3 separate regions of the Homo sapiens genome follow, and regions 1 and 3 are each linked to region 2. Evidence: read pairs that join two places in POLR2A ChIA-PET (ENCODE). Cell type or tissue: MCF 10A. All regions are shown on one strand. Links, peaks and the distances in the headings refer to the core of each region. The heading gives the core; the rest is flanking DNA. Region 1 overlaps IFT74 (intraflagellar transport 74). Region 2 overlaps MOB3B (MOB kinase activator 3B). Region 3 overlaps C9orf72 (C9orf72-SMCR8 complex subunit).

Region 1 (12,031 bases), core at 5,072-7,571, 480 kb after region 2:
ATGGTCTGTTCAGAGTTTCTATTTCTTCCTACTTTAATCTAGGATTGTATATTTCCAGGAATCTATCCGTCTCCTCTAAGTTTTCTAGTTTGTGCGTGTAAAGGTGCTCACTGTAAGCTTGGTCTTTTGTATTTCTGTGGTATTGGTTGTAGTATCTCCCATTTTGTTTCTAATTGAGCTTATTTGGATCTTTTCTCTTCTTTTCTTGATTAATCTTGCTATTGGTCTATCAATTTTGTTTATCTTTTCAAAGAACCAGCTTTTTGCTTCATTTATCTTTCAATTTTTTGTTTCAATTTAATTTAGTTCTGCTCTGATGTTTGTAATTTCCTTTTCTTTTGGTGGGTTTGGGTTTTGTTTGTGCTTGTTGCTCTAGTTCCTTGAGGTGTAACGTTAGATTGTCTATTTGTGTTCTTTCAGACTTTTTGATGTAGGCACTTAATGCTCTGAATGTTCCTCTAGGCACTGCTTTTGCTGTATCCCAGAGGTTTTAATAGGTTGTGTCATTATTATTGTTCAGTTCAAAGAATTTTTAAATTTCCATCTTGATTTCATTGTTGACCTAAAGATCATTCAGGAGCAAATTATTTAATTTCCATGTATCTGCATGGTTTTTAAGGTTCCTTTTGGAGTTGATTTCCAGTTTTATTCCACTGTGGTCTGAGAATACTTGATATAATTTTGATTTTCTTAAATTTATTGAGACTTGTTTTGTGGCCTATCATATGGTCTGTCTTGCAGGACGTCCCATGTGCTGATGAACAGAATGTATATTCTGCAGTTGTTGGGTAGAATGTTCTATAAATATCTGTTGAGTCCATTTGTTCTAGGGTATAATTTAAATCCATTGTTTCTTTGTTGACTTTCTGACCCGTCTAGTGCTGTCAATGGAGTATTGAAGTCCCCCACTATTAATTGTATTGCTGTCTATCTCATTTGTTAGGTCTAGTGGTAATTGTTTTTTACATTTGGGAGCTCTAGTGTTAGGTGCATATAGATTTAGTACTGTGATATTTTCCTGTTTGATTAGTCCTTTTATCATTACATAATGTCCTTCTTTGTCTTTTTCAATTGTTGTTAAAGTCTGTTTTGTCTAATATAAGAATAGCTACTCCTACTTGCTTTTGGGACCATTTGCATGGAATAACTTTTTCCACCCTTTTACCTTAAGTTTATGTGAGACCTTATGCATTAGGTGAGTCACTTGAAGATGGGAGATACTTGGTTGGTGAATTCTTATCCATTCCGTTATTCTGTATATTTAAGTGGAGCATTTGGGCTGTTTATATTCAATGTTAGTATTGAGATATGTGGTATTGTTCTATTCATTGTGCTAGTTATTGCCTGAATACCTTAGTTTTTCATTTCCATTGTGTTGTTTTATAGGCCCTGTGAGATTTATGATTTAAGGAGTTTCTACTTTGGTGTATTTTGAGGTTTTGTTTCAAGATTTAGAACTCCCTTTAACTGCTCTTGTAGTGCTGCCTTGGTAGTGGTGAATTCTCTCAGCATTTCTCTGAAAATGACTTTATCTTTGCTTCATTTATGAAGCTTAGTTTCAATGGATACAAAATTCTTGGCTGATAATTATTTTAAGGAGTCTAAAGGTAGGACTCCAATTCCTTCTAGCTTGTAGGGTTTCTGCTAAGAAATCTGCTATTGATCTGATAGGTTTTCCTTTATAGGTTACCTGATGCTTTTGCCTCATAGCTCTTAAGATTCTTTCCTCTGTCTTGACTTTAGATAATCTTATGACTATGCCTAAGTGATGATCTTTTTGTGATGCATTTCCCAGTTGTAATCTTTGACATTCTTTCTTTTCTTTTCTTTTTTTTTTTTTTTTTTTTGGAGATGGAGTCTCACTCTGTCACCCAGGATGGAATGCAGTGGCATGATCTTAGCTCACTGCAACCTCCACCTCCCAGGTTCAAGTGATTTTTCTGCCTTAGCCTCCCAAGTTGCTGGGACTACAGGTGCGTGCCACCATGCCCAGCGGATTTTTGTATTTTTAGTAGAGACAAGGTTTTACCTTATTGGCCAGGCTGCTCTTGAACTCCTGACCTCATGTTCCGCCCACCTCGGCCTCCCAAAGTGCTGGGATTACAGGTGTGAGCCACCGTGCTCAGCCATGACATTCTTATATTTGGATGTCTACATCTCTAGCAAGGCCAGGGAAGTTTTCCTTGATTATTCCCTCAAATACATTTTCCAAACTTACAGGTTTGTCTTCTTCCTCAGGAACACCCATTATTCTTAGGTTTGGCCATTTAACAGAATCTCAAACTGTTTGGAGCCTTTGTGCTTTTTTTTTTTTTTAATTCTTTTTTGGTCTTTGTTGGATTGGGTTATTCTGAAAGCCTTGTCTTAGAGCTCTGAAGTTCTTTCTTCTGCTTGTTTGATTCTATCGTTGAAACTTTCCAATGTATTTTGCATTTCTCAAAGTGTGTCTTTCATTTCCAGAAGTTGTGACTGTTTTTTTATTTATGCTACATATTTCTCTGGAGATTTTTTTCATCCATATCCTGTATTTTAAATTTCTTTAAGTTGGTTTTCACCTTTCTCTGCTGGCTCCTTCAGTAACTTAATAACTGACCTTCTGAATTCTTTTTCTGTCAATTCAGAGATTTCTTCTTGGTTTGGATCCACTGCTGGTACTAGTGTGATCTTCTGGGGATGTTACAGAACCTTGTCTTCTCATATTACCAGAATTGTTTTACTGGTTCCTTCTCATTTGGGTAGACTATGACAGAAGAAAGATCTGAGACTCAAGGACTGCTGTTCAGATTCGTTTGTCCCATGAGGTGATCCCTTGATGTGGTGCTCTCTCCCTTTCCCTAGAGATGGGGCTTCCTGAGAGCCAGACTGCAGTGATTGTTATTGCTGTTCTGGGTCTAGCCACCCACCAGAGCTACCGGGCTCTGGGCTTGTACTTGGGAGGGTCTGCGAAGAGTCCTGCGAAGTGATCTGTCTTTAGGGTCTCAGCTGTGGATACCAGCACCTGCTCTGGTGGAGGTAGCTGAAGAGTGAAGTGGATTCTGTGAGAGTTCTTGGTTGTAGTTTTGTTTCGTGCACTGGTTTTCTTGAATGCTGGTTATGCTGGCAGTGAAGCTGTCATGTGAACAGAGTCAGGGCCTCTGGTTAGTGTGGATGTTACAGGCAGTGGAATTAGCTGTTGTTTTCTCCTTCCCTTGGAGCAGGATTGTTCTGTTATGAATTGCTGTAATGGTTTGTGTTGGTTGGCCTCCAGCTAGGAGGTGGCACTTTCAAGAGGGCATCAGCTGCAGTAGTATGGGGGGATACAAGCTTGCCCTAAGGTCACCTGAATAAATATTTGGGTTTCTCAGGTGATTGGTGAGGCCATAGGCCTGCCACAAGTTTATGTCTTTTGTCTTTGGCTACGAGGCGGGTAGAGAAAGACCATCAGGTCGGGGCAGGGTTAGGCGTGTCTCAGCTCAGACTCCTCTTGTATGGGGCTGGCTATGGCCAATGTGGGTGATGGAAGGGGTGGTTTCAGGCCAAAGAAGTTATGTTCAATGGGGGAGATGGCAGCCTCTGCTGCTGATCTTACTGAAACTATTCCAAAAGATAGAGAAAGAGGGAATCTTCCTTAAATCATTCTATGAAGCCAGTATCACCCTAATACCAAAACCAGGAATGAACATAACAAAAAAAAGAAAACTATGGACCAACATCCCTAATGAACTTAGAGGCAAAAATCCTCAAAAAAAAATTAGCCAACCAAATCCAGCAGCATATCAAAAAGATCCTCCATGATCAAGTGGGTTTTATAGCAGAGATGCAGGGATGAGTGAACATACACAAGTCAATAAACGTGATACACCACATAAACGGAATTAAAAACAAAACTCATATGATCATCTCAATAGATGCAGAAAAAGCATTTGACAAAATCCAGCATCCTTTTATGATTAAAACCCTCAGCAAAATCAGCACAGAAGAGACATATCTTAAGGTAATAAAAGCTATCTATGACAAACCCACAGCCAACATTATACTGAACAGGGGAAAGTTGAAAGCATTCCCCCTAAGAACTGGAACAAGACAAGGATGCCCACTCTCACCACTTCTATTCAACACAGCACTAGAAGTCCTAGCTAGAGCAATCAGAAAAAAGAAATGAATAAAGGGCATCTACATCAGTAAAGAGGAAGTCAAACTGTCACTGTCTGCTCTTGATATGATCATATAACTAGGAAACCCTGAAGACTCAACCAGAAAACTCCTAGATCTTATAAATAAATTCAGTAGTTTCAGGACACAAAATCAATGTACACAAATCAGTAGCACCGCTATATACCAACAGCAACCAAGCTGAAAAGAAATCAAGAACTCGGTCGGGCGCGGTGGCTCATGCCTGTAATCCCAGCACTTTGGGAGGCCGAGGTAGGCAGATCACAAGGTCAGGTCAAGACCATCCTGGCTAACACAGTGAAACCCCGTCTCTACTAAAAATACAAAAAAGTAGCCGGTGTGGTGGCACGTGCCTTTAGTCCCAGCTACTCGGGAGGCTGAGGCAGAAGAATTGCTTGAACCCGGGAGGCGGAGGTTGCAGTGAGCCAAGATTGCGCCACTACACACCAGCCTGGGCGACAGAGCAAGACGCTGTCTCAAAAAAAAAAAAAAGAAATCAAGAACTCAACTCCTTTCACAACAGCTGTGAAAATAAAATAAAATAAAACAAAATATAATACAATACAATACTTGGGAATATGCCTAACCCAAAAGGTGAAAGACCTCTACAAGGAAAACTACAAAACACTGCCGAAAGAAATCATAGATGACAAAAACAAATGGAAACATATTCCATGCTCATGGATGGCTAGAATCAATATTGTGAAAATGACCATACTGCCAAAAGCAATCTACAAGTTCAATGCAATTCCCATTTCACCATCATCATTCTTCACAGAACTAGAAAAAAAAATCCAAAATTCATATGGAACCCAAAGCGAGCCTGCATAGCCAAAGCAAGACTAAGCAAAAAGAACAAAGCTGGAGACATCACATTAACCAACTTCAAACTACACTATAAGGACTATGAGGTCACCAAAACAGTATTGTATTGGCATAAAAACATGTACATGGACCAATGGCACAGAATAGAGAACCCAGAAATAAAACCAAATACTGACAGTCAGCTGATCTTCGAAAAAGCAAAAAAAACATAAGGTGGGGAAAGGACACCCTATTCAACAAATGGTGCTGGGATAATTGGCAAGCCACAAGTAGGAGAATGAAACTGGATCCTCATCTCTCATCTTATACAAAAATCAATTCAAGGTGAATCAGAGACTTAAATCTAAGACCTAAACCCATACAAATTCTAGAAGATAACATCAGAAAAACTCTTCTAGACATCGGCATAAGCAAAGACTTCATGAACTGAAAGAACCTAAAAGCAAATGCAACAAAAACAAAGATAAATAGATGGGACTTAATTAAACTAAAAAACTTCTGCACCACAAAAGAATCAGCAGAGTTAATAGACAACCCACAGAGTTGGAGAAAACTTTCCTAAACTGTGCATCTGACAAAGGGCTAATATCTAGAATCTACAACAAGTTCAAACAAATCAGCAAGAAAAAAAAATCCCATAAAAAAGTGAAAAGTGGGCTAAGGACATGAATAGATGACTCTCAAAAGAAGATATACAAATGGTCAACAATCATAGGAAATGATGCTCAACATCATTATCAGGGAAATGCAAATCAAAACCACAATGCAATACCACCTTACTCCTGCAAGAATGGCCATAATTAAAAAATTTTTAAAAATAGATGTTGGTGTGGATGTGGTGAAAAGGGAACACTTTTACACTGCTTGTGGAAATATAAAGTAGTACAACCACTATGGAAAACAGTATGGAGATTCCTTAAAGAACTAAAAGTAGGTCTACCATTTGATCTAGCGATCCCACTACGAGGTATCTATCCAGAGGAAATAGAAGTCATTATATGAAAAGACACTTGCACACGCATGTTGACAGCAGTACAATTTGCAACTGGAAAAATATGGAAACAGCCAAAAAGCCAACAATCAACAAGTGAATAAAGAAAATGTGGTATGTATGTGTGTGTGCGTATATATTTATACATATACATACATATATATTTATACATATACATACATATATATATGTTTATTCTACTCAGCCATAAAAAGGAACAAAATAATGGCATTCACAGCAACCTAGACAGAGTTGGAGACAGTTATTCTAAGTGAAGAAACTCAGGAATGGAAAACCAAACATTGTATGTTCTCATTTATAAGTGGGAGCTAAGCTATGAGGACGTAAAGGCATAAGAATGATACAATGGACTCCGGGGACTTGGTGGGAAGAGTGAGAGGTGGGTGAGGGATAAAACACTACACAGTGGGTAGAGTGGACACTGCTTGGTTGATGGATGCATCAAAATCTCAGAAATCACCACTCAAGAAATTATCCATGTAACCAAATACCACCTGTTCCCCAAAAACTACTGAAGTAAAAAAGATAGGCCAGGCGCGGTAGGTCACGCCTGTAAACCCAGCACTTTGGGAGGCCGAGGCGGGCAGATCACGAGGTCAGGAGATCGAGACCATCCTGGCTAACACAGTGAAACCCCGTCTCTACTAAAAATACAAAAAATTAGCCAGGCGCAGTGGCGGGCGCCTGTAGTCCCAGCTACTGGGGAGGCTGAGGCAGGAGAATGGCATGAACCTGGGAGGAGGAGCTTGCAGTGAGCCGAGATTGGGCTGCTGCACCCCAGCCTGGGCAACAGAGGGAGACTCTGTCTCAAAAAAAAAGAAAAAAAAAAAAAAGAAATAAAAAAGATAAAATAAAGCTGCTTTAAATGTTCCTAAAAGAAAAAAATATTCTCTTAGCCATAAGAATATAGAAATTTGCTTACAGTTACAAAAAACAGAAAAAAAAAATTAGTTTCTTAGTACCTTAGCCAGTATTGCAAAACACTTGACACGGGCTGCAATTCAGCTGATACTAGAGACTGTGATTCCAAAATTTAATTTCATAAGTTGTAATCAGCAACAAAAACATTACAATAGAATATGAGAGACATTAAAAGGCAATTTCGTCATTGTTGACTACTTATTAATTTACAACTTAGTTGATTAAAATTAAAACAATCTTAGCCGGGTATGGTGCTGTGTGCCTGTAGTCCCAGCTACTCGGGAGGCTGAGGCATGAGAATCCCTTGAACCCAGGATGTGGAGGTTGCAGTGAGCCAAGATTGCACCACTGCATTCCAGCCTGGGCGACAAACTGGGACTCTGTATCAGAAAAAAAAAAAAAAATTAAATTAAAACAATTGGTATGCTTTCTGGTGACTGGTAGTAAAATGATTGTTTTACAAATTTCAAATAAATGTATTCAAATACAAATAAATGAAATGTAAAATGGTAAAGCTGTTTTGGAAAACAGTCTGGTAGTTCTTCAAAAAGTTAAACATAGTCATGAGTCAGCAATTCCACTCCTAGGTATATATACAAGAGAAGTGAAAACATATGCCCACACAAAAACTTGTACATGGATGTTTATAGGAGCATGACTCATGATAATAAAAAAATGGTAACAGCCCATACATCCATTAATTGATAAATAAATAAAATATGGTATATCCATACAATGGAATACTATTTGGAAATAAAAATTAATAAAATACTAAGCATGTATTAGTATTAATAAAAACTAATACATGCTTAGTATTTTATTAATTTTTATTTCCAAATAATATTCCATTTGTCTTAGTTTTCAAGGCTCACCTATGAGCCTTGGAACAGAACAGAGAACCCAGAAATAAAGCCAAATACCAATAGTCAGCTGATCTTCGAGAAAGCAAGGCTCACTGTGCTAAGTGAAAGCATCCTGACACACAGAAGCACATATTGAATGATTCCATATATATGAAATGTCCAGAATGGGCATGGCTAGAGCTGGGAGAGGGATAAGGGAGGTGATGGTTAAAGGGTGCAGGGTTTTATTGGGCTGACTGAATAGTTCTAAAATTGACTGGGGGCATGGCATACTGGCTCACATCTTTAATCCCAGCTCTTTGGGAAGCTGAGATGGGAGGATCACTTGAGGCTAGGAGCTGGAGACTAGCCTGGGCCACATAGCAAGATCTCGACTCTACTAAAAATAAAAATAAATTAGCCAGATATGGTGGTGTGTGCCTGTAGTCCTGGCTACTTGGGAGGTTTGAGCCCAGGAGTTTGAGGTTACAGTGAGCTATATCATGCCACTTGCACTCCAGTCTGGGCAGCAGAATGAGACCTGGTCTCAAAAAGATAAAAATAAATAAAAATTGAAAAATAAAGGTGATCTAGGTGATGGCTGCACACTTCTGTGAATATACTAAAATGTTTTAAATTGTTTACATTAAATATGTCTATTATATGGTATAAAGTATATCTTAATAAAGATACTTATAAAAAAATTATACTATGCAATGGCTCTTAAACACTCAAAGAAATATTTAAAGCTATAAGTAAAATTGAAAGAATGAAAGCCACTCCTGTACCTTTAGAATGTAATTTTTAAAGTGAGAAATGGATGTAAAATGTCCTAGTATAAAGATACTTACTGTCTTTCCATGCTGGCTATTTCCTGATTATCATCTTTAATCTACAAAGGCATAAAAAGAAAGTAGTATTTAAAAAAATAACTCATTGTAAGGCTATCTTAAAGATAATTTCCTTCTAGAGTACAATTGTACTAAAGTGTCAAATCTACTCTCTTTCTTGAAATCTATTTTTTAGATTTCAACCTTTGAAGTTAAAGGGAACAGCACCAAGGAACCATTCACAGATTCCATCCTTTTTCCTCAAAGTAAGGGTAGTAACTGATATACTCACAGCTACCCTCCAGGCACCATGAGGATAGCTCATCTTCAGGCCTGGATAAGTTGATATAAACATCTAGGATTTCTGAGATTCCCCTCAGTTTCCCACAAGGTAGGGTTGCTAGATTGAGCAAGCCCAGTTAAATCTGAATTTCAGATAAATAGTGAATACCTTTGAGAGGATATATGTACCATGTAATATTTGGAATATCCATATCATTGACAAGCAATAAATAATTTTTCCATATACATATATATATCTGAAAGATTATTTATTGCTTATCTGAAATTCAAATTTAAGCAGCCATTCTATATTTTATGTGGTAGGCGTACCTCAAGATCACTCCTCCCCATCTTTCAATGATTTCTCTCCAAGGAACTACACAGGTTCTAGATTTAATACCTTTTTGAAATGATTCTAATAATTAAATAGTCCCTGAATTGATACCTACATTTCTTCTAAATGCACTGGGCTTGATCTAAGTCTAAGGGCAAAGGAGTCCCTGACTGGAGCTGTGCCCATATACATATGAAGTTCTCCTAAGGCCCTTATAGTTAGGATGTGTCAGGATAAACAACATGCTAATTATAATTTGGAGCTAAACTAAATCCACCCCTGGGGTAGTAAGAAAGCTACTAAATACATGTTACATGTGTCATGACTTTAGGACATACGATAATTTCACAGGACATTTTAATTCCATTCTCTTCATGGAGGCACTGATAATAACAACCACAAAAAGTCATTAGCCTTGGGATACTCCATTTTCTAAATACAAGGCCCAAAACAATAATGAAACATATCTTCAAAAAGATTATCTAAATATTTAATGACCAATAAAGAAGAGTTTCAAGTATTCCTAATAAGGAAAAGTTAGCTTCACCTAAGTTACTATGAAATACTTGATTAAGAAAATCTAGGCTGGGTGCCTATAGTCCCAACACTTGGAGAGGCTGAAATGGGAGGACTGCTTGAGGCCAGGAGCTGGAGACCAGCCCAGGCAACACAGTAAAACCCTATCTCTACAAAAAATAAAAATAAAAAATTGGTGTGTTGGCACATGCCTGCAGTCCCAGCTACTCGGGAGGCTGAGGTGGAGGATCACTTGAGGCCAGCAGCTCAGGGCTACAGTGAGCTATGATTGCACCACTGTGCTCCAGCCTGGGTTACAGAGCAAGATCCTACATCAAAAATAATAATAATAATAATAATAAAAGAGGAAGAAAATCTAGATTAAAAAGTCATTTCTTCACATAAACTATTTTTAGACAATACACTTACTAGCTTTACTACTTGCATTAATATCCCTTTAAAAAAAACAAATCAATACATGTACCAAAACCAGACATCTTAAAATAAGTATGTTTGTTTTGCCCACCTGCTTAAGTAATTTCTCTCTCTCTTCCATTGGAGATCCTATGCTTTTGTCTTCTGCAATCATTTGATCTCGATGGGACTCCAACTCATAAAGTTTTTCATGCAGCAATACCGCCTCCTGTTTCACCTGGGAGTGAGCTATTTCCTAAAGGAAAATAAGAAGGGAAAGTTTTAATTAGTATTTTATCAATAATTATTCTAAAATAGGTTTCAGTTTATAAGAATGGGGGTAAATTTAAACTACTAGCATCTTTAAATACAGACAGCAAATATCATTAGTACTCAATAATGCTACAAAGCACATTCCTAAATTGGAAGAATAAAAATAAATCCTGCTATTTTCAGTCTAAGATTCACAAGAAGTTGATAGCCTTAGTTTATTTTATTTTCTACATATAAGACCTGAATAAGTATAGGACAACTCTACCAATGGGAGGATAAAGACAATGTCAAAACATATGTACAACTTTAAACACAATGTCTGATTCAAAGTCCATAGAAGTGATCTTTGGAGAGAAGATATTTTTCCCTAAATAGGTCATAACATATATTTTCCCACAATTTTGTGGGTTGAATTGTGTCTGCTCAAAAAGGTAAGCTGGAGTCTTAACATCATAAACCTGTCAATTTGACCTTTATTTGGAAATAAGCTCTTTGCATATTTAGTCAAGTTAAGATATGGTCATTAGGGGTGGGCCCTAATCCAATATGATGGTGCCCTTTATAAGAAGAGTACAGACACAACAGAGACACACAGGGAGAATACCATGTTATGACTCAGGCAAAGACTGGAGTGATGCAGCTGCAAGTCAAGCAATATCAAGAGCTAATGGATACCACTAGAAGCTAGGAAGAAGCAGAGCAAGATTCTGTCTAGAGTCTCAGAGGAAGCATGGCTCTGCTGACACCGTGATTTCAGACTTCCAGGCTCTGGAACTGTGAGAAAATTTGTGTTTCTTTTAAGCCACCCAGTTTGTGATATTCTATTATAGCAGCACTAGGAAATGAACACATGAAATAACAGTTACTGTGTACTCACCACTATCCCACCTTTCACAAAGAAAAAAATAAGGATGTGACAAAAATGTTATTAGCTAACAACACCAAAAAAAAGGTAGGAATGGTGTTGGTGATGATTAAAATGACATTTGAGACTCTTGTTTACTGAGCATCTGTTCTGTGCCAGGCACTATACTACATGTTATTTATATGCTATCTCTACTATCCAAAGTGATACTCTACAAGATAGTACTATCATCTCTATTTTACAGATGAGAAAACTAAGGATCTGACATGTAAATAACTTTTCAAAGTTAACAAAGACATAAGAGTTAACAGTGACATTTGAAACCGGACCTACAACTTGAACAAAATAAAATTCTTAGAAGGGAAGACCTCATTTTTTTTTCTTTTTTGAGATGGAATTTCGCTCTTTCACCCAGGCTGGAGTGCAGTGGTGCGATCTTGGCTCACTGCAAACTCCGCCTCCCAGGTTCAAGCGATTCTCCTGCCTCAGCCTCCCAAGTAGCTGGGATTATAGGCGCCTGCCACCACGCCCAGCTAATTTTTGTATTTTTAGTAGAGATGGGGTTTCACCATGTTGGCCATGCTGGTCTCAAAACTCCTGACCTCGTGATCCGCCCATCTCAGCCTCCCAAAGTGCTGGGATTACAGGTGTGAGCCACTGTGCCTGGCCAACCTCTTCTCTTCTAAAAGTATGAAAGAAGGAACCTCCAAAAAAGGAACGAGTAGACGAGATAATTTTTCAAAGTCCATAAGCAATGGATTATAT
Region 2 (12,031 bases), core at 4,818-7,317:
AGAGGTCTGTGGACTTCATGCAGAACTGTTTGCACAGCATTGGCCAGAGTTGGAATATAAGCTAGTACAGCATTCCCAACTTCTTCCTAAATTTATTTTATGTGAAAATACATTTAGAAAACTCAGAGTTAAGCAAGTCAAAGAGATTTCTTTACTGCAGAACATCTCAGGATCTTTGTTATGCTAATATGAATTGTGAGTGTCCAAGAAGGAGAGTGTGAATGCAGTACTTCCCACATTCACGGGAAAGTGGTAGGTTTTAATGTAGAATGTATCTAGGGACTAGAGTCTTAAGCAGCCCTTTGGGAAAAGCTGATTTGGGGCAGGAACACCAGGCCGTCATTCCTTCACTCTTGCCCTTTCCCGGGGAGGTCTAGGTACGGACACAGATGTTTGCAGGCAGCCCTGTCATTCTAGCAGCTGAATGCAGGACATTGTCCAGGAGAACACCAGTCATTTGCAAAAACATGATGCGGTATGGTAGGTAAAATAATAGCTCCCCAAAGATGTCCACATTCTCATCCATAAAGCCTGTGAATATGTTATCTTACATGCCAAAAGAAATTTTGTGTATGCGATTACACTAAAGATATTGAGATGGGTGATTGTTCTGGATTATCAGGGTGGGCCAAGTGTAGCCACAGGGTCCTTATGAGAAGGAGGCAGGCAAGCGAGAGTCTGAGGAGATGCAATGACAGAAGCAGAGGTCAGAGTGATGTGGGGCCACAAGTCAAGGAATGCAGGCAGCCTCCAGAAGCTAGAAAAGGCAAGGAAGTGGATTCTCCCTGAGAACCTCCAGCAGTAACACAGCCTTGCCACCCATTTTAGACTCCTGACCTCCAAACTGTAAAATCACCTTATGATGTTTGAAGCCACTAAGTTTGTGGTAATGTGTTACAGTAGGGGTGGGAAATGAATAATGAGGTTTGATATTGGTCCCACTTTTCCTGTGCTTGAATGTGGATGGATTGACATGCTTCCAGACCCCTTCTAAGGCCCTGCTCCTGTTCAGGACTCTGATAGTCAAGGAGGTCATCCATAACCACCCTCTGGCTAGTGTGCCCTGCTTTCTTGCTGTCCTTCCTTTATCTCCCCAAGCCCCAGGGCCAAGTATCACTCTACTGCTCAGATGTGCAGTGACCAGGCCAGTCACTGACAGTCTTTGAAAGAAGTGATGTGATTGGCCACTGGTTGTGCTATGCATCTGTCATTTTTGTAGTGTGGGCTGAAGAGCATACTTCATTCAGTTACTACTATAATATCTTGTGGTAACTGAAATTTGAACAGGGTTGTTGTAGGATGGGTGTCATTTAAATTGTGCTCACTGAAATGGGTGCATATCAGAACCACACAAAATGAGGACTGCATCTTTTAAAATCATGGTGCAAATCCTGCAGTAGCATTGTTATCACTGGACTGGGGGACAGGCAGCCTAGCCATGTCCTCTTGTGTTTGCTGAATACCAACGTATAAATGTGGCTGATGCAAGCATTAGGGATGTCAGTAAATAATGTATGAATTTAAAGTTGAGCAAAAGATGATGAAGCACTATTTGTACTTTGTGTCTGATGGTCACAGTTCAGTTATCCAGGAATCTCACTCTGAGACCCTGTGATTTGCAAGTAGGAGGTTCATTAGGGACTGCTTATGGCCACAAGGACTGGCAGGGGAATGAAAGCAGGAGAACGGAACAGAGGGAGAAGATGGCTGTGATGCACAGGGGGCTCTGGAGCCGGGACAGCCTGAAGAGTGGTCCCGAGTTAAGGCAAGGGGGCAAGGCCTTTATGTTTCTCCATCAGCCAGTCATTGGCTGTGGGTTGCCCAATCCCAAGAGGGCAAACTCCCTCCAGGGCGGTGGCTCTCTCTAACTAAGCATGCTTCTTTGAGAGGCCCTCAGCTGAAAGCTGCCAGCCTCTAACACTCCCAACTGGGAGAATAAATGCCCTAGTCCTAAAGGAATCTGATGGCACATTACAGGGTCCACTACCCTGATTATTCTATGATTCTGGTGCCACTGGACAGCCAAACTTTACAGAGGGCTAATCAGTATTTTAGCAAGGTTCAAGTCAGAATCTGGGGCAGAGTATGCAGGAAGAAGAGACAGGAGCGCAGGAGAGCTGACTGAGGCTGCTGCTGACGGAGAAGGCAGGGCCGCCTTCTAGGACAGTGGCCACCTCTCCTTCCCAAAGAACAGCAGCCAGTTGGGGCTGGATCCGCCTCCACTTTGATTTTCATTTATGGTAACTTATTAATTTGCGAGAAGTTGATGGTCTCGTTACTTTATCTTATCTTGCCCTTTTCGGGCATTTGGGCTCTGAATTGGAGCAGATGGAGAGGACAAGAACTTGAAATGAAAAGTTACTACATTTGACATTCGTGGTCAATTTTTCCTCTAGTGAAATATAGGTACCATGTAAAGGCAAATTGAAATTTTTTCAACTCCCAGTCCTTCCCTTTCCCTCCTTTTTTCTTCTGGTTCTTAGACCTCACACGTGTGTCATGTTCTTCCTCCAGTCTAGTCACCCCTAGCTCTTTATTTGAGGAGAATTAGATGCCTGAAGTCCGGCTCCTGCTTCACTGAATTGGGAAACAATGAAGTCAGCATCTCTCATTCTCTGAACTAACACTTACAGCTTTGGGAAACTACCTCTTTCCCCCAAGAAAAAGGGTCTGCAGATCTCTGAGAGAGGTTGCTAAGAATTCAGCAGGGAGATGAACAGGATAATAGAGGACTTTGTCACAAAGGGCTGACACCATGTTTTAGAATTGCTGATCTTAACACTTAGGCTAAAACCTGGATAAAAAGAGATTCCTGCCTACTTTCCTGTGACATTCTCTTTAGAAAGACTGAAGATACTCCCATCTGTAAGAATTTAGTTTGGGCATCCTGGTGGATTGAGGGCTTGGAGGCCACATGACAAAAGCTTTTCATCTGGAGGACCAAGTCTGACCCTTCAGTAGTGGCTGCCTGGAGAGGCTGTGTTAAGAAAGATTCTGAAGCCAGAAAAGCTTCTGTCTCCTTAGCTGATGGCTGCCCTGGCCGTGTTCCTGGGGAGGAAAGGGACACCTGATGTGTACTTGGCCATCTCAGGACATTAGTCTTCACACAACAGTCCTCAGTTGGCTGATGGGTGTTTTTGTGCTTAAACACTATATCCAATGCATACCTTTAATCTGGTTTGGGGTATACTGTAGTTTGTGAGTTATTCAGAGGTAAAATGCTAAGTACAGGATGACAAGTTGAAGAGGTAGCTGTCCAGTCCCTAGACTTCACAGAAAGAGTGAAAGATAAATTAAATCCTAAAATAAGTATATGAATAGGGAAGAGGTATTTGGAATTAGTATTAAGTATTATTTGGTTTGATATTGTGTGGGAGACCTAGATCAATGACTCCAGGTCCTAAAGTGCTGGACCTGAGGATATAAAGATTGCTGTGGTTTTGAAATGGAGAATTCGCTCATTGTCTCTTTTGATCTGAAAACAGGCAGTGAAGTATGTAAGTAGAGCATGCAGCACTATGCTTAGCAAATCATGACTAGAAACTGGAGATCTGTCACATTTGTAGGGAGAAGGATCGTGTATATATGGAAGAAATAAGAGAGGCAAATTGATGGCAAAAAAAGGGAAGGACAAACAGGGTCAGATTCTAGTCTTTGCCCTTTTTGTTGAGAGTGAGTGTTTTTTTCCTGAAAGAGCATCAAGGACTACACAGGTAAAACTTGAACTGTAATATTTAAAATTCCTTTTGCCTAATAACTTCTCTTTTTTTTGTCAAGTAAACAAAAGTCTACCCTAACAGTTTCGATTCCCTACTTTCCCTTGCTGGAAGTACATTAAATTGCTCATGTAGATCCCTATCTCACAAATAGCACTTTTTTTTTTTTTTTTGAGACAGAGTCTCACTCTGTCGCCCAGACTACGGTGCAGTGGGGCGATCTTGGCTCACTGCAACCTACACCTCCTGGGTTCAAGTGATTCACTTGCCTCACCCATCAACCCATCATTTACATTAGTTATTTATCCCAATGCTATCCTTCCCCCCACCCCCCACCCCATGACAGGCCCTGGTGTGTGATGTTCCTCTCCCTGTGTCCAAGTGTTTTCATTGTTCAGTTCCCATCTATGAGTGAGAACATGCAGTGTTTGGCTTTCTGTCCTTGTGGTAGTTTGCTCAGAATGATGGTTGCCAGCTTCCTCCATGTCCCTGCAAAGGACATGAACTCATCCTTTTTTTGGCTGCATAGTATTCCATGGTATGTATGTGCCACATTTTCTTAATCCAGTCTATCATTGATGGGCATTTGAGTTGGTTCCAAGTCTTTGTTATTGTGAATAGTGCCGCAATAAACATACGTGTGCATGTGTCTTTATAGTAGCATGATTTATTATCCTTTGGGTATACACCCAGTAATGGGATCGCTGGGTAAAATGGTATTTCTAGCTCTAGATCCTTGAGGAATCACCACACTGTCTTCCACAATTGTTGAACTAGTTTAAACTCCCACCAACAGTGTAATAGCATTCCTATTTCTCCACATCCTCTCCAGCATCTGTTGTTTCCTGACTTTTTAATGTTCGTCATTCTAACTAGTGTGAGATGGTATCTCATTGTGGTTTTGATTTGCAGTTCTCTAATGACCAGTGATGATGAGGTTTTTTTTTCATATGTTTGTTGGTCGCATAAATGTCTTCTTTTGAGAAGTGTCTGTTCATATCCTTTGCCCACTTTTTGATGGGGTTGTTTGTTTTTTTCTTGTAAATTTGTTTAAGTTCTTTGTAGATTCTGAATATTAACCCTTTGTCAGATGGGTAGATTGCAAAAATTTTCTCCCATTCTGTAGGTTGCCTGTTCACTCTGATGGTAGTTTCTTTTGCTGTGCAGAAGCTCTTTAGTTTAATTAGATCCCATTTGACAGTTTTGGTTTTTGTTGCCATTGCTTTTGGTGTTTTAGTCATGAAGTCCTTGCCCATGCCTATGTCCCGAATGGTATTGCCTAGGTTTTCTTCTAGGGTTTTTATGGTTTTAGGTCTAATGTTTAAGTCTTTAATCCATCTTGAATTAATTTTTGTATAAGGTGTAAGGAAGGGATCCAGTTTCAGCTTTCTACATACGGCTAGCGAGTTTTCCCAGTACCATTTATTAAATAGGTAATCCTTTCCCCATTTCTTGTTTTTGTCAGGTTTGTCAAAGATCAGATGGTTGTAGATTTGTGGTGTTATTTCTGAGGCGTCTGTTCTGTTCCATTGGTCTATATCTCTGTTTTGGTATCAGTACTATGCTGTTTTGGTTACTGTAGCCTTTTGTCTAAGTGAGGACACTTGTTTGTGCTTTCTATAATTTGGACAGCATGATAAGGTAGTTTTACGAAGGAATTTTGCATTTCTCACAAGACACTTTATATATCTATAAGTCACAGGGTTCTCCCCACCCCCCAACCCAGCACAGGGAATTTGAAACTAAATAAGGAAGAAACTAAATAAGGTGAACCAGACTCAATTCAAGTGAATTTCAGTTCTAGGTTTCTGCTATACACACTTTAATGGTGATTTTTAACCATTATTTATAAGTTATTGATAGTTCTGAGGTCTAGTCAAACCTTCCACAGCATTTAACCACAAGATGCATTTAAGTTAGATGTAAAAACCAGAAATCTAACTTGAGACCGACTTTGTATAAGACTAATTGAAAGGTTGATTGTAGATGGAAAATTCATAAACATTTAGTGATAGCTGTAGATTTCATTTCAACATAACACAATGGCAAAATTATAATTCTAATTTACATTAATTTATAAGAATGTTCTGAAAGTTGCAAACAATATCTAGAAAAAGTGATTGTCCCAAAGTTCAGATCCTTCAGTATTAGATACATTGTTTTTCTGTACTAGTGCAGAAAAAAAAACCAAAAGCCATTCATTTCCTGCTGTGACTTGTCCTTCAGAAGGTGGGATAGTTGCATGGAATGACTCATTTCCTTCACAAACTAGAAGTTGCCATTCTAACGAGAAATGGCAGTGTGGAAAGCGAATTAGTAAATGTTAAAGTATGAGTCCTAGGTAATGGGACCTGTTCATTAATTTGGACAGTGCTGTGAATATGTGAGTTACTCATTTTGAAATATACATTGAATTAGATATGATTAATATTCCAGTTGTTAAAAACAGATAAAGATGTCTTAACCTGACATATTTCCTTTCCATGAGTTTTAAATAAGAACCTGAGATCATTTTACTGGGACTATTATAGAAGTAATTTGTTTACGTGATGACTCTGTTCATGAACCTAATAAGCTTGCTTTCTTGGTCATTTTTTAGAGAAGGTTTTTATTTGATTGTTGAATCATAAAGAGACAGGACTCTTGCATTCCAGCTTCATCCTCTGGCTTTTCTGTGATTTTTCCTTGTTCCTCAGTCTCTTCATACATAAAAGAAATACATCAGCAGTGGCTCTGAGATGCAAAAATAAATATAATTGTCAATATTTAAATTGTAAAACTTTAGTAGATTATTCTTATTTTAATTAAAGGAGGAAAATAGACCCAAAATGATTTTAGGAGCTGATTCAGATAAATTGGTCAGGTGGTTTAGAATTTAAATTCATGGTTCTTTTCTACTGAATTTATTGGATAATAATTTATGCATATACAGATAAATTTGGTGCACTTTAAAATGTGCTTAAAAAATCTTGTGTTAAGATCCTCTTCTTCCTGAATCAGAGGTCCACAGGCCTATTTTGGCCCACAGAGATGTTTTGTTTGCTCATAGAAAGTGTTGATTTTTCTTTTAAGTTATCAACCTATAAAAATACAGATTTCACCTAAAAAATAGATTTCCAATTACGCTTAAAGAATCATAAGATCCAGCAATGTCAGGTCTTTATCTCTACATAGCAACTGCTGCTAGTACTGAATAACTTTCCCCTTTCAATGGTGCATGTGCCTCAGCACCAACAGTCTCTGGGATGAGACCCCAGTACTACAAATCAGGGTTTTCTCTGTTGACCTAGATGAGAACATTCTGACATTGAGAATAAACAGTTTAAGCATCATTATTAAGTGGTATTTGAATTCAGAGATTAGGCACATGAACAAAACCTAGGGTACTGCTACCTTGAACTTCTTTTAGTAAGAAGCAAGTTCTTCTAACTTTCCTCTACTTTCTTTTAAGTTTGTCCAAAGGTGCATTTGCAAAGGGATTACAAAGACCATGGCAGAACCAGCCCACCCCTCCCTAACACACACATCACACGCTTATTCCACCAGCTCCTCTAATTAAAGGTCTCGCACAGCTCATACGACTCCCAAAGCCAATTAAACAATGCTCACCCTTGTACCTCACAGTAGGTTGGGGAGTAGCTTGGAAAACGCTGTGATTGATATGAAAAGTAGTAACGTATTTTTAAGCACTTTTAGCACTGTTGTTACTCTATGAGGCACAAGCTTTCAACATAGTGGCCTTTTATTTTCTGCGCTTTTGGAGTGTGAGAACACCATAGAGGCTACACGCACCACGGCGTTTCTGTGGGCTGGGAATCAAGGCCTGGAGAAGGGGGTGGGCAGCCGGGAAGTGACAGTGCAGGGAGGGGGAGTTGGCAGCTGTCAAATGAATGCATTTCCCTCTTCTATTATCCTGCTATCCGAATGCTCCATCTATTCATATTCATGGTTTCCATCACTGTGCATAGCACCAAGGCCAGCTTCCTTTTCACATTTCATCTTCTTGTCTTTCTTGGAGTTTCATTTTGATTTACTAAAAATCAGTGGACTGCTTCTAAACAAGGATCAGCTAATAGAAACTGGAGGTAGTTGGTAGAGAATCTACTGGGAGGAATTTATTTACATACAAGAAGTTAAAGCCAAATGTATGTGGTAAGTTAACTTTTTGTTCATCCATTGTTAATTTCATTAATTTCCTACTAATCTAGTGATTAATTCCCCATGTAGGAAGACTATATTCACATTGCTAAGAGAAAGGAATAAGTAAAACATTTTATATTTTAATTACAAAGTAATATATATTTAATTTAGAACATATAAAACTACAAAAATTTAGGAAAGTACAGAAAAGAAATTAAAATCACCTGAAACTAGACATAATTATTAGTAAGTTCTGAGTTTATTTCTTTACAGTCAAATATGTATATATATTTTTTAGGAAATTGTGATAATTCTAGAAATTATTCTCATTGTCTTCTTATATTTGTATAATACTAAATCATAAATATTTTAATATCCTTAAATATTTTATTAAAGCTTTTCATATGTCTATATAGAATTCTATAGTATGGATACTCCATGATTTTTGGGAAGTTAGGTTTTTCTGAATTTAAATATTAAACAATGTTGTGATAAAGACATTCACAAGCTTTCACATCCAAGCTTTGTGGAAATCTATGCTTTTTCCTTAGGAAAATTTCCCAGAAGTGATTTGTGAGTCAAAAGGTAGTTGGCCTTTAAAGTAACCTCCACAAAGTTTGTAGGAATTGAAGCTCTCTGATGTATAAGAGCCCCAAACAGGGAGCTTTTCTAAGAATATCTTTCTGGGAAGCTACTCAGAATATTCTTTGACTGCTTTTGTCTAGATATTTTTACTCTATGAAGAAGACTAATCACTTGCTGGAGTTTCTTGGAATATAGGAAGAGGAGAATGGAATGCTGCCAACTTTGAAAATGTTTGGGAAAAGTGTGGGCCATATTAACCATCGTTTTAATTAACATTTGTTTTAGATCAAGAATGGAAAACCAACTCTTCTGGAGGAAAACATAAATGTCTGCTGGGGAACATGTATTTGCTTTGGGAACCCTTGGGACCAAGAAAATAAAATGCTTAATAACAACAGCATAATGAGGCTGTAGGAGTGCTGAAAGCATTAATTAATGAACAATTTTAAAGTTCTTCAGAAGCCCAGGGAGAGTTTAGAGTGGATGGATTCCTTTACTGACAAAGACTAATATGTTGGACTGCTTAGGCTGACTTGATTAAACCAGAGCTAAATTTTAAAACACACCTAATTACAGTTTCCCTATTTTAAATGGAATGCCTCATATTTATTGGAGTCCTATTATTCTATTGAGATGAACCACGGTTAACCACATCCATATTTTTTAATATTTAGGCTGTAGAACTAAACTTTTACATGTACCTGGAGAAGTTTAGAAGTTGACATTATACTGTCCTTACATGTGACGTCCCACTTTGCAACAAAAGAGCCATAGGAAGGCAGGCCCTGAACTGACCAATCGAATAACCTGAGAGTCTGATCAGAAGAATGCATGCTATGTAAATAGATCACGTTTGGGCAAGTGCTTCCTATTGCTGTCCATTGAAACTTAACACTTTCAGTGGTCCTTCTGAGTTTAACAGGTTTCTATCTCCTGGCAATAAAACCAGACTTTGCTATAGTGGTTTACTTGGCAAACTTAATCTCCACTTGTTCCTGCAGTAGGATTAAGCATGTAAACACAGCATGAGTTAATTGTAAAAATGGACACTGATGTGACAACTCAGTTGGAATACTTGCTGTATTTTGTCATACAAGTAATGAGAGTTTTTTTGCTCGTTTTTAGTGATATTGCTTACAGAACCTTTAAAGTGATTAGCATAGAGAGATAACGCTTCTATGTGCCTTAGAAGAGAATCTATGCTAATTATAACAGTATGCTGCCAGCATGATTGTTTTGTAAATGATGTTGTCCTAGTGATATGCTGGGAACTGTACTTACTGTTCCTCCAGGATAGGAGATGTCCCTTGAGAAAAGGGAGTTCTGGGTCTTTCTTTTGTGTGTTACAGTAAAGGGAACTCTTGAAACTTTATCTTTCTAAAGTGAATGTCCAGGATTAATCTTTCCTGATAGTTCTCTTGCCTGGATATCAAACAATAAAGCACTTAATACTCTCAATACTGGTAATATATGAAGTTAGTCCAGTAATTCGGAAACAGGAAGTTTGAACCCATTTAGACTTTAATACACTAACCAACAGTCATTTCCCTTAATTTCATTCATTACATGAATTTCATACATTCATGGATTCATTACTTTCTTCATTTGTTTACACATAGCCTGAATTGAGTGTCTGAATTGAATTCAGCAGTCCCTTGGGGCCATCAGGATGGGTTCCTTGTCTTCAAGGAGCTCCCAGCCTAGTGGAACAGGCATGGGAAAACTAATACAGTGTGGCACGAGCTATGGTGGAAATGTCCCTCAGGCATGCAGGAACAGGGATGGAGTAGCTAACCCTGCCTCACGGTCCCTCCTGACTCCCTCAGCTCCATTCATTTAATTAATTAATTTATTTATTTATTTATCTATTTATTTATTTATTTTGGAGACAGGGTCTCACTCTGTCACCAGGCTGGAGTGTGGTGGTACAATCATGGCTTACTGCAGCCTTGACTTCCAGGGCTCAAGTGATCCTTCTGCCTCAGCCTGCTGAATAGCTGAGACTGTAGGTGTATGCCACTGTGCCCAGCTGATTTTTAAAAATCACTTGTAGAGACAAGGTCTCACCAGGTTGCCCAGGCTGGTCTTGAACTCCTGGGCTCAAGTGATCCTCCCACCTCAGCCTCCTAAAGTGCTGGAATTACACTGTGAGCCACCTTGCCTGGCCCATTTTATTTTAATATATAGCAGTTTTTCCCAAGAACCTTGCCACTCTGATTGTGGCCCACAGACTAGCAGCATCAGCATCACCAGCAGTTCACTACACATGCATCACCTGAACCAGACCTGTTGAATCATAATTTGCATTTTAACAAGATCTTCAGGATCCAAAATTTGTCACATGACCACAACTCTTATGTGGAATAGGGGGAGGGGTGGCACTGTTACAAATGTATGTTCTTGGCAGGGCATGGTGGCTCACGCCTGTAATCCCAGCACTTAGGGAGGCCAAGGTGGGTAGATCACAAGATCAGGAGTTCGAGACCAGCCTGGCCAAAATGGTGAAACCCCGTCTCTATTAAAAATGCAAAAATTAGCCAGGTTTGGTGGTGCGTGCCTGTAGTCCCAGCTACTCAGGAGGCTGAGGCAGAAGAATCACTTAAACCCAGAGGGCGGAGGTTGCAGTGAGCCAAGATCGCGCCACTGCACTCCAGTATTGGGGAATCTGCCCTGATATTCACGTAGGTTCTTTTCTATTTTCCTTAAGCATCGGCCAGCTTGAGAAATAAAGGGACAGAGTACAAAAGAGAGAAATTTTAAAGCTGGGCATCCAAGGGAGACATCACATGTCGGTAGGGTCCATGATGCCCCACAAGCCGCAAAAACCAGCAAGTTTTTATTAGGGATTTTCAAAAGGGGAGGGAGTGTGCAAATAGGTGTGGGTCACAGACATCAAGTACTTTACAAGGCAATAGAATATCACAAGGCAAGTGGAGGCAGGGCGAGATCATAGGACCACAGGACCAGGGTGAAATTAAAATTGCTAATGAAGTTTCGGGCACCATTGTCATTGATAACATCTTATCAGGAGACAGGGTTTTGAGATCAACCGGTCTGACCAAAATTTATTAGGCAGGAATTTCCTCTTCCTAATAAGCCTGGGAGCACTATGGGAGACTGGGGTCTATTTCACCCCTGCAGTCTCAACCATAAGAGACAGGTGCACCTGGGTGGGGGCTGTTTATAAGCCTATACCTCCAGGTGCGTATTCTTTTTCCCAGGGATGTTCCATGCTGAGAAAAATAATTCAGCGATATTTCTCCCATTTGCTTTTGAAAGAAGAGAAAAATGGCTCTGTTCTGCCCGGCTCACCGGTGGTCAGAGTTTAAGGTTATCTCTCTTTTTTCCTAAACATTGCTGTTATCCTGTTCTTTTTTCAAGGTGCCCAGATTTCGTATTGCTCAAACACACATGCTGTACAATTTGTGCAATTAATGCAATTATTACAGGGTCCTGAGGCGATATACATCCTCCTCGGCTGACAGGATTAAGAGATTAAAGTAAAGACAGGCATAGGAAATCACAAGGGTATTGATTGGGGAAGTGACAAGTGTCCATGAAATTTTTTTTTTTTGAGATGGAGTCTCGCT
Region 3 (2,500 bases), core at 1-2,500, 56 kb before region 2:
TGCCTGCTGGTACTGTAGTCAAGCAATATGAAATTGTGTCTTTTACGAATAAAAACAAAACAGAAGTTGCATTTAAAAAGAAAGAAATATTACCAGCAGAATTATGCTTGAAGAAACATTTAATCAAGCATTTTTTTCTTAAATGTTCTTCTTTTTCCATACAATTGTGTTTACCCTAAAATAGGTAAGATTAACCCTTAAAGTAAATATTTAACTATTTGTTTAATAAATATATATTGAGCTCCTAGGCACTGTTCTAGGTACCGGGCTTAATAGTGGCCAACCAGACAGCCCCAGCCCCAGCCCCTACATTGTGTATAGTCTATTATGTAACAGTTATTGAATGGACTTATTAACAAAACCAAAGAAGTAATTCTAAGTCTTTTTTTTCTTGACATATGAATATAAAATACAGCAAAACTGTTAAAATATATTAATGGAACATTTTTTTACTTTGCATTTTATATTGTTATTCACTTCTTATTTTTTTTTAAAAAAAAAAGCCTGAACAGTAAATTCAAAAGGAAAAGTAATGATAATTAATTGTTGAGCATGGACCCAACTTGAAAAAAAAAATGATGATGATAAATCTATAATCCTAAAACCCTAAGTAAACACTTAAAAGATGTTCTGAAATCAGGAAAAGAATTATAGTATACTTTTGTGTTTCTCTTTTATCAGTTGAAAAAAGGCACAGTAGCTCATGCCTGTAAGAACAGAGCTTTGGGAGTGCAAGGCAGGCGGATCACTTGAGGCCAGGAGTTCCAGACCAGCCTGGGCAACATAGTGAAACCCCATCTCTACAAAAAATAAAAAAGAATTATTGGAATGTGTTTCTGTGTGCCTGTAATCCTAGCTATTCCGAAAGCTGAGGCAGGAGGATCTTTTGAGCCCAGGAGTTTGAGGTTACAGGGAGTTATGATGTGCCAGTGTACTCCAGCCTGGGGAACACCGAGACTCTGTCTTATTTAAAAAAAAAAAAAAAAAAATGCTTGCAATAATGCCTGGCACATAGAAGGTAACAGTAAGTGTTAACTGTAATAACCCAGGTCTAAGTGTGTAAGGCAATAGAAAAATTGGGGCAAATAAGCCTGACCTATGTATCTACAGAATCAGTTTGAGCTTAGGTAACAGACCTGTGGAGCACCAGTAATTACACAGTAAGTGTTAACCAAAAGCATAGAATAGGAATATCTTGTTCAAGGGACCCCCAGCCTTATACATCTCAAGGTGCAGAAAGATGACTTAATATAGGACCCATTTTTTCCTAGTTCTCCAGAGTTTTTATTGGTTCTTGAGAAAGTAGTAGGGGAATGTTTTAGAAAATGAATTGGTCCAACTGAAATTACATGTCAGTAAGTTTTTATATATTGGTAAATTTTAGTAGACATGTAGAAGTTTTCTAATTAATCTGTGCCTTGAAACATTTTCTTTTTTCCTAAAGTGCTTAGTATTTTTTCCGTTTTTTGATTGGTTACTTGGGAGCTTTTTTGAGGAAATTTAGTGAACTGCAGAATGGGTTTGCAACCATTTGGTATTTTTGTTTTGTTTTTTAGAGGATGTATGTGTATTTTAACATTTCTTAATCATTTTTAGCCAGCTATGTTTGTTTTGCTGATTTGACAAACTACAGTTAGACAGCTATTCTCATTTTGCTGATCATGACAAAATAATATCCTGAATTTTTAAATTTTGCATCCAGCTCTAAATTTTCTAAACATAAAATTGTCCAAAAAATAGTATTTTCAGCCACTAGATTGTGTGTTAAGTCTATTGTCACAGAGTCATTTTACTTTTAAGTATATGTTTTTACATGTTAATTATGTTTGTTATTTTTAATTTTAACTTTTTAAAATAATTCCAGTCACTGCCAATACATGAAAAATTGGTCACTGGAATTTTTTTTTTGACTTTTATTTTAGGTTCATGTGTACATGTGCAGGTGTGTTATACAGGTAAATTGCGTGTCATGAGGGTTTGGTGTACAGGTGATTTCATTACCCAGGTAATAAGCATAGTACCCAATAGGTAGTTTTTTGATCCTCACCCTTCTCCCACCCTCAAGTAGGCCCTGGTGTTGCTGTTTCCTTCTTTGTGTCCATGTATACTCAGTGTTTAGCTCCCACTTAGAAGTGAGAACATGCGGTAGTTGGTTTTCTGTTCCTGGATTAGTTCACTTAGGATAATGACCTCTAGCTCCATCTGGTTTTTATGGCTGCATAGTATTCCATGGTGTATATGTATCACATTTTCTTTATCCAGTCTACCATTGATAGGCATTTAGGTTGATTCCCTGTCTTTGTTATCATGAATAGTGCTGTGATGAACATACACATGCATGTGTCTTTATGGTAGAAAAATTTGTATTCCTTTAGGTACATATAGAATAATGGGGTTGCTAGGGTGAATGGTAGTTCTATTTTCAGTTATTTGAGAAATCTTCAAACTGCTTTTCATAATAGCTAAACTAATTTACAGTCCCGCCAGCAGTGTATAAGTG

What was found. ChIA-PET counts read pairs that join two places held together with the same protein. Peaks named below come from ENCODE experiments on the same cell type or tissue, not always from the same donor. Only the 100,000 strongest peaks of a DNase experiment are listed, where the experiment ranks them.
Region 1: POLR2A ChIA-PET joins it to region 2 with 5 read pairs; 2 of 35 experiments call an interaction of 5 or more read pairs at or near these places.
Region 3: POLR2A ChIA-PET joins it to region 2 with 5 read pairs; 4 of 35 experiments call an interaction of 5 or more read pairs at or near these places.

The regions. Positions count from the first base shown.
Region 1 is chr9:27,015,260-27,027,290 of GRCh38, reverse strand. It overlaps IFT74 (intraflagellar transport 74), which reads right to left. Exons shown (of 20, transcript NM_025103.4): 11 at 10,241-10,384; 12 at 8,604-8,644. Among named protein-coding and RNA genes, the nearest start is that of LRRC19, 16 kb to the right of the region's middle. In MCF 10A, for the core only: a CTCF peak has its summit at 6,763; no DNase peak of the experiment used is centred there.
Region 2 is chr9:27,493,625-27,505,655 of GRCh38, reverse strand. The region is part of intron 1 of MOB3B (MOB kinase activator 3B); the gene reads left to right. Among named protein-coding and RNA genes, the nearest start is that of IFNK, 25 kb to the left of the region's middle. RefSeq lists an enhancer at 10,262-10,967. In MCF 10A, for the core only: no CTCF peak of the experiment used is centred there; a DNase peak (open chromatin) is centred at 5,965.
Region 3 is chr9:27,554,048-27,556,547 of GRCh38, reverse strand. The region is part of intron 8 of C9orf72 (C9orf72-SMCR8 complex subunit); the gene reads left to right. Among named protein-coding and RNA genes, the nearest start is that of C9orf72, 18 kb to the left of the region's middle. In MCF 10A, for the core only: no CTCF peak of the experiment used is centred there; no DNase peak of the experiment used is centred there.